Linked DNA regions of Mus musculus: region 2 is linked to region 1. Evidence: chromatin loops called from intact Hi-C (ENCODE). Cell type or tissue: left cerebral cortex. All regions are shown on one strand. Links, peaks and the distances in the headings refer to the core of each region. The heading gives the core; the rest is flanking DNA.

Evidence for each region. Hi-C counts contacts between places; a loop is a spot of excess contacts. Peaks named below come from ENCODE experiments on the same cell type or tissue, not always from the same donor. Only the 100,000 strongest peaks of a DNase experiment are listed, where the experiment ranks them.
Region 2: it touches region 1 in a loop (5-fold over the local background); 3 of 42 quality-filtered maps call a loop at or near these places.

Annotation. Positions count from the first base shown.
Region 1 is chr10:102,153,853-102,156,780 of GRCm38, forward strand. It overlaps a transcript of Mgat4c not described here. Among named protein-coding and RNA genes, the nearest start is that of Mgat4c, 220 kb to the right of the region's middle. In left cerebral cortex, for the core only: CTCF peaks have their summits at 1,217 (motif pointing left) and 2,212 (motif pointing left); DNase peaks (open chromatin) are centred at 1,241 and 2,217.
Region 2 is chr10:100,628,576-100,631,503 of GRCm38, forward strand. No RefSeq gene overlaps it. Among named protein-coding and RNA genes, the nearest start is that of 1700017N19Rik, 38 kb to the left of the region's middle. In left cerebral cortex, for the core only: a CTCF peak has its summit at 1,357 (motif pointing right); a DNase peak (open chromatin) is centred at 1,369; H3K4me3 peaks cover 460 bases; H3K27ac peaks cover 388 bases.

The sequences.
Region 1 (2,928 bases), core at 149-2,648:
ACCCATGAGTCTGAAATAAGATTTCAATATAAACACAGTGGATTTTTCCATGAATAGACCATTTCTTTTGTAGAATATACAGTAATTTCAATTAATTAATTCTCATTAAGTATAAATGTCGAATTTTTATGAGGCTGATATCACTGTACTTGGTCAAGACAGATAAAGAAAGCTATGATTTTTATCAATTTTGAATAGCGTGACACATATACAGAACACCAACTGAGATGGAAAATAAAACATAACATTGGTAAAAATTTCTACAAAAATATATGTGAAACAAAATACACTTAACAAAGGAGGAGGATATGAACACAGGAGACATGCTTGCTCCAAAACATGATAAGAACAAGTCTGTGTATCTATGAATTTTAGTTTTCATTATCAGCTAAGATACCCAAAATATACCTTAACATAGGGTAAGTGTGCTATCATCGTGTGTGTTATAACACAGTGTGCATTGAAATTGCATTGGAGCCTTGCCTTCAGATATGCGGATTTTCATACCTTTGCCACTCCTTTAAAGTTATTTCAATTTTTCCTAAAATAAAACTTACTGACAGGCAAACACAATAAGTATCTTCTTATTACCCATTATCTGACAAGAAATGTGATGTGCCCCAATAATTCCAAATGTTTCCAAAATATGTGCCTGCACCCAAAACAAAGATAACAATAATATACTCACACTCTAAACCAAGGAGATTTGGGGTAGATGTAAGAAAAATAGTGGCTGTGGAAATTATTAAGCATTATAAGGGAATTCAGGTGCTCTCAGTAAATACATGCTCCTATTGAAAATAAACCATATCTAGAACTTACTAGCTGGAAAATGTGGTTTTTATGTCTCTGTCTCCATGAGGTAAAACTGCTGCAGTCAGGGTTTCTTCATTTGTCTTAATACTAACTTTGCATTTTAAAGCAATTCCTTGTTTTGAAACAAAATTGAAGAAAAGCAATAACTTTTAAGGAGAGTGGATTCCAAAATTACTTATAATAAAAAATTGTAAATTAAATCAGATAGTTTTCGGTATTTCGAAATCGCATATTTTAAGGTGATATAAATAACTTGTTTTACTATTCTGAAGTTGAGAAATCTTAGGAACATTTATACCTATGCTATTCACATACTTTCTATTTTATTATTAACAAAAACAGGATCGCAATAAAGGCATTAGTGGCCAAATGACCAGAGCTGCCATCTTGTGGATAACTAGGTAATGGACCAGTCTTTTGCTTCAGCATGATGCAGAATGCTGCAATTTAATATTCTTCACTGTTCAACGTGAGACTGGTTAAAGTGATTTCAAGCTCCTTTGAATTCCTAAGTTCTGTCTGTAAATTATCACCTGAAGGATATGCTCATCTCTTGCAAAGTTAGTATTAACCCAAACCTTATTAATATGTAAGATGAGAAACAGTGTAGGATGGTTTCTCTAGTCTAATTAGCCTCTAGTGCTGATTTGTTTTGATAATATAAATAATTAGTTTAACCACAAAATTGATGTAACTGAAATAATTGTCAGGCAATTAAATACTGCAGTGATTTCAGCTCTTGGGAAATATATAGCAGGAAGGTATGGTAATAAAACTGAGGGAAATGTACTTGCTTGAAATACAAAATTATATCAGTTTTCTAAGAAATAATTTAGCCTCCGTATTCTTTATATTCCAACATATACACATATTACAGTTACTAAAAATTAAAAGCCATATTCTTATAGTGGTTTTGCTTCTTTACGTACTTTAAACTTAAAATATTTTTTGTTCGTTGGAACTCAACAATGCAAAATGACTGTCACAGCTGGAAGTCAAGAAGTATATTTTAAAGTGAAAAGTGTATTTTTTTTCTTGATGAAATATCAAATTATTGGAAGAACATGTTTTACTCTGGTATGTGTTAATGCTAAATTTAGTATTCAAGAAATGACATGCAGTTTGTATTTAATTTGCAAAGAACACACATATTACTCCAGATCATGTGATTGATTTTTCACATAGGATTAATTACATCCTGGATGTTCCTTAAATCCTCTCTAAGTATACATATGTGATTATTTAAACCTAAGGCATATTGTTTATGGGCTGGAATTATGACTTAGCAAATAAGCACTGGTCCTTGGAGAGGACCCAGTTTGGTCCTCATCACTCAAGTCAGCTTGTAAATGCCTATAATTTCAGCTGCCCTGATATCCATTACCACTGCCCTCTTCTGGCATCTGTGAGCACTACCTTAATATTCACTAACCCACACACACGTACACAGACATTCAAGCAAGCACACACATGGGCAAACATACATATGTACATAGATAGCATGTTACTCCCAATGTGTTAAAATGAAATTATGGTCCAAAGGTTCATTTATTATAGACTAACATTACAATTAAGTATTTCTCTTCTGCTTTTCTTCTCTCTTTTATTTCTCTTTCCAGTTAAAATATATTCTATTTTTACCAATTCATAGAAAAGTTTAAGATATAAAATTAATTTTCATGCAAATAAACTTTTTTGTAAATTTAACTTATTTGTTTAAAATATTAAACCTGTATGTGTGTGTGTGTGTGTGTGTGTGTATGCATTGAAATCTGATCTTAAAAGTTATAATTATACATTTTTGTGTCAGAAAACCTGTACACTGTACTTAGATAATCACCTATAGGTAAATAATATACAGAATTAAAGTAATTAATACAGAATGACAATGGCGCACACACAGTCTCTAGTCTTCACTTTGATCTCTTTTTAAGCCTATTTTAAGTTGCACTGAAACGCTAGAATAAATACAAAGCAAGTAAGAAAGATTATGATTTTTGTTCACTTAATTATTGGATTCTCCATTTATCTTATAGATGTAACTGGATGGCACATAAATCAGCCTGTTTTCTAAATGCAACTGAATATGATCTAATTTTTCTACTTCTCTGT
Region 2 (2,928 bases), core at 229-2,728, 1.5 Mb before region 1:
GGAGAGGAGGGAAGGCATTTGAAATGTTTGTGAGGAGGAATGGTGTATTGTCCATTTATTTCTGAGGAACTGCCGAGGCTCGTGCACTCTAAGTGGGAGAGGAGCTGTGGCCTCAGGGAAACCAGCTGAAGGCTTAACACTACAAACCAGAGATTGGGTGTGTAGGTCAAGAGGTCAATTGTGTGACACATTAAGAAAAGGTTGAGTTCTGATGCATTTAACAGCATAGTCCACAGACTTTCCCATAGAATTATTGAGGAAGAAAGACTTCAAGGTTAATTTGAACAAAGGGGAGAGTAGAATTTGAACTCAAAGAAATTCTAAAAAAAAAAAAAACCTAAAAATCAACCTATAGAAGCAAAGCAATAACAAAGCTCAATGCAGTAGTACATATTTGTAATTCTAGTGGGTTGGAGACAAGTGGATGCTTAGGGCTTACTGGTCAACCTAGCCTACACCATGGTTCCAAGCCAGGGTGAGGCCCTGGCTCAAGAATGTGAATAGTTCCTGAGGAAAAATATTTGAAGTTGATTCATATATGCACAGGAACACATACATACACAAACACACAGGACAATGAGGGAAGGAAGAGAGAGAGAGAGAGAGAGAGAGAGAGAGACAGAGACAGAGACAGAGACAGAGACAGAGACAGAGACAGAGACAGAGAGACAGAGAAAGAGATCAAAGGGAATGGCAATTGAAAATATCAGTGAATGTATCTTACAAAAATTTTTTAAAAATGTATTCATAGCCTACAAAGTTATCAACACACACTGTTATTTACTACTTAAAGTGTAATTATTTATTTCTGAATATAGACCTTATAACAGCCATACTTTAGTAACAACAGAACCAAATCCTCAAATAGAGCTTGAAAATAAGATTGAAATGGGAAAGGCAAAAACTACAGTTGGTGACCAAAACAGAGTTGCTTCCTTCCTTCCAACAACAACAGAGGAGAGAGACTCCAAAGGAAGAAATCGATCTAGCCTATGGGTTTCCTGACAGGCATAACCACAAAAGACCCTTTCAGACTCACTAACTTACAGAGAGGCCTCCACAATGCTCTATGCCACAACTTTGCCCATAACTATCTGCTCAACCTCAGACTCTTTTCCAGTAAAGTCATGATGACCAGGATTATTGTTTCAAAACATTTGATGGAATTCTTATTTGTGCCAAAAAAAAAATCTCCCTCTTTGCTTCTTTGAGCGCAGCTATGGCTTACAACAACACGAATATTCTCATTGCAATGCTGTTCCTAAGTCAATCCCATCATTCGAGGAGTCACAACTTTCATTTAAGTTGTCATAAATTGAAGGAAAATAACCGCCTCGTGATCGCTAGAGGGCAGCACGGTCACAGAAACGGATCGTAAATCTAGCCCGCCTTCCCAATAAGACATTTTGTTTGGACACATTTATTTCTACCTCGCTGATGCTAGCAGTAGGAGCCTTCAGAAATGAAAGTAAACAAAGCATAACCTTTTCATCGAAGAGACTTTATAGGAAGAAAAACGATATTTCGTTTTCATAAGGATTTGGAGGAGCTATAATGTAGCTTGGGGGCGTCTATACTATTTGAAAATAAAAGCATAAAGAAGGATAGAGCAGGGAACACCCCAAGGCATATTTTCCTCTTGATGCCTGGGCTGAAATCACGCTAGCAGCAATGAATTGCGTGATGTTAGAGAAGAGAGCAGCCTAGGTCGCCTCCGTTCAAATTTGGTATTCCTCTCCAGGGCTAGGCTACAGCTTTGGTATATGTTCCTTTTCCAAAAGAAGATGACATGGTTGCCCTGTGGCCTTACTAAAACCGGCAAGTCATAAATGCTTGAGATGGGGTGAGAATCTCTTTCCATCAGGGAATAGAGGAGGATGCAGGAAACAAAATCAGAAAAGAAATTGGGTCAGGCAGAGAGAGAGAGAGAGAGAGAGAGAGAGAGAGAGAGAGAGAGAGAGAGAGAGAGAGAGAGAGAGAGAGAGGCAGAGTCAGAGTCCAGAACAGAAGCAGGGCTAATAAACGTATGGAAATGTCAAAGGAGGAGTACCTATATTTACAGCAAGAACAAAAAGGGCACAAGATTGTGCAAAACTGGGATTGTATTTTGTTATTTGAAAACATAAATAAAATATACGAGAGGTGACAACCCATTTTGGGCATGAAGGATGCTGTTCAGTGGAGATTTTGAGTTATTATATGATAAATCAATTAAGGAGTGTGTAAGGGTAAGAAAGAGGCACTGAGAGACCGTGTGCCATTTCAAGATCATCCTCTGTTCAACAGTTGACTATAAATACATTAATTCAAGAAATCCTTTTTGATGATGGTATTTACAAACATGATTCTCACAAAATGTCCTTGTTACATTAACAACATACCACACCATCAGGGGTATAGAGAAGGCTATAGATACACTTTTATTGCCTTTTAATTTGAGATTATAAGAAAATTATATCATTTGCTCCTCCCTTTTCTCCCTCCAAATTCTTTCCCAATAGTGCCTGGAATACCAGAGCACATGAGCTCATAATAAAATCTTAATTCTTCTTACTTTTTTCCTTTCTTTTATTCGTGTGAAACGTTATTAGGCTTCTATTACACAGCCAAATTCTGTGGACTAGAAATTGAATAGCTGGTCAAAACCAAATGGTCCCTGCTCTTTGGAAGTTTGGGAGGTATATGAAATTCACAAATTGTATAACATCACACTGTGATGACTTGTCAATCCTTGGCCCAGGGAGTGGCACTATTAGGAGATGTGGCCTTCTTGGAGTAGGTGTGTCACTGTGTGTGGTGGGGCGGGCTTTAATACCCTCATACTAGCTGCCTGGATGTGATGAGTATTCTGCTAGCAGCCTTCACATGAAGTAGAACTTTGTTATGGAAAGTGATTTGAATTTTGTGGACCTGGCATAAGAGGTTTCA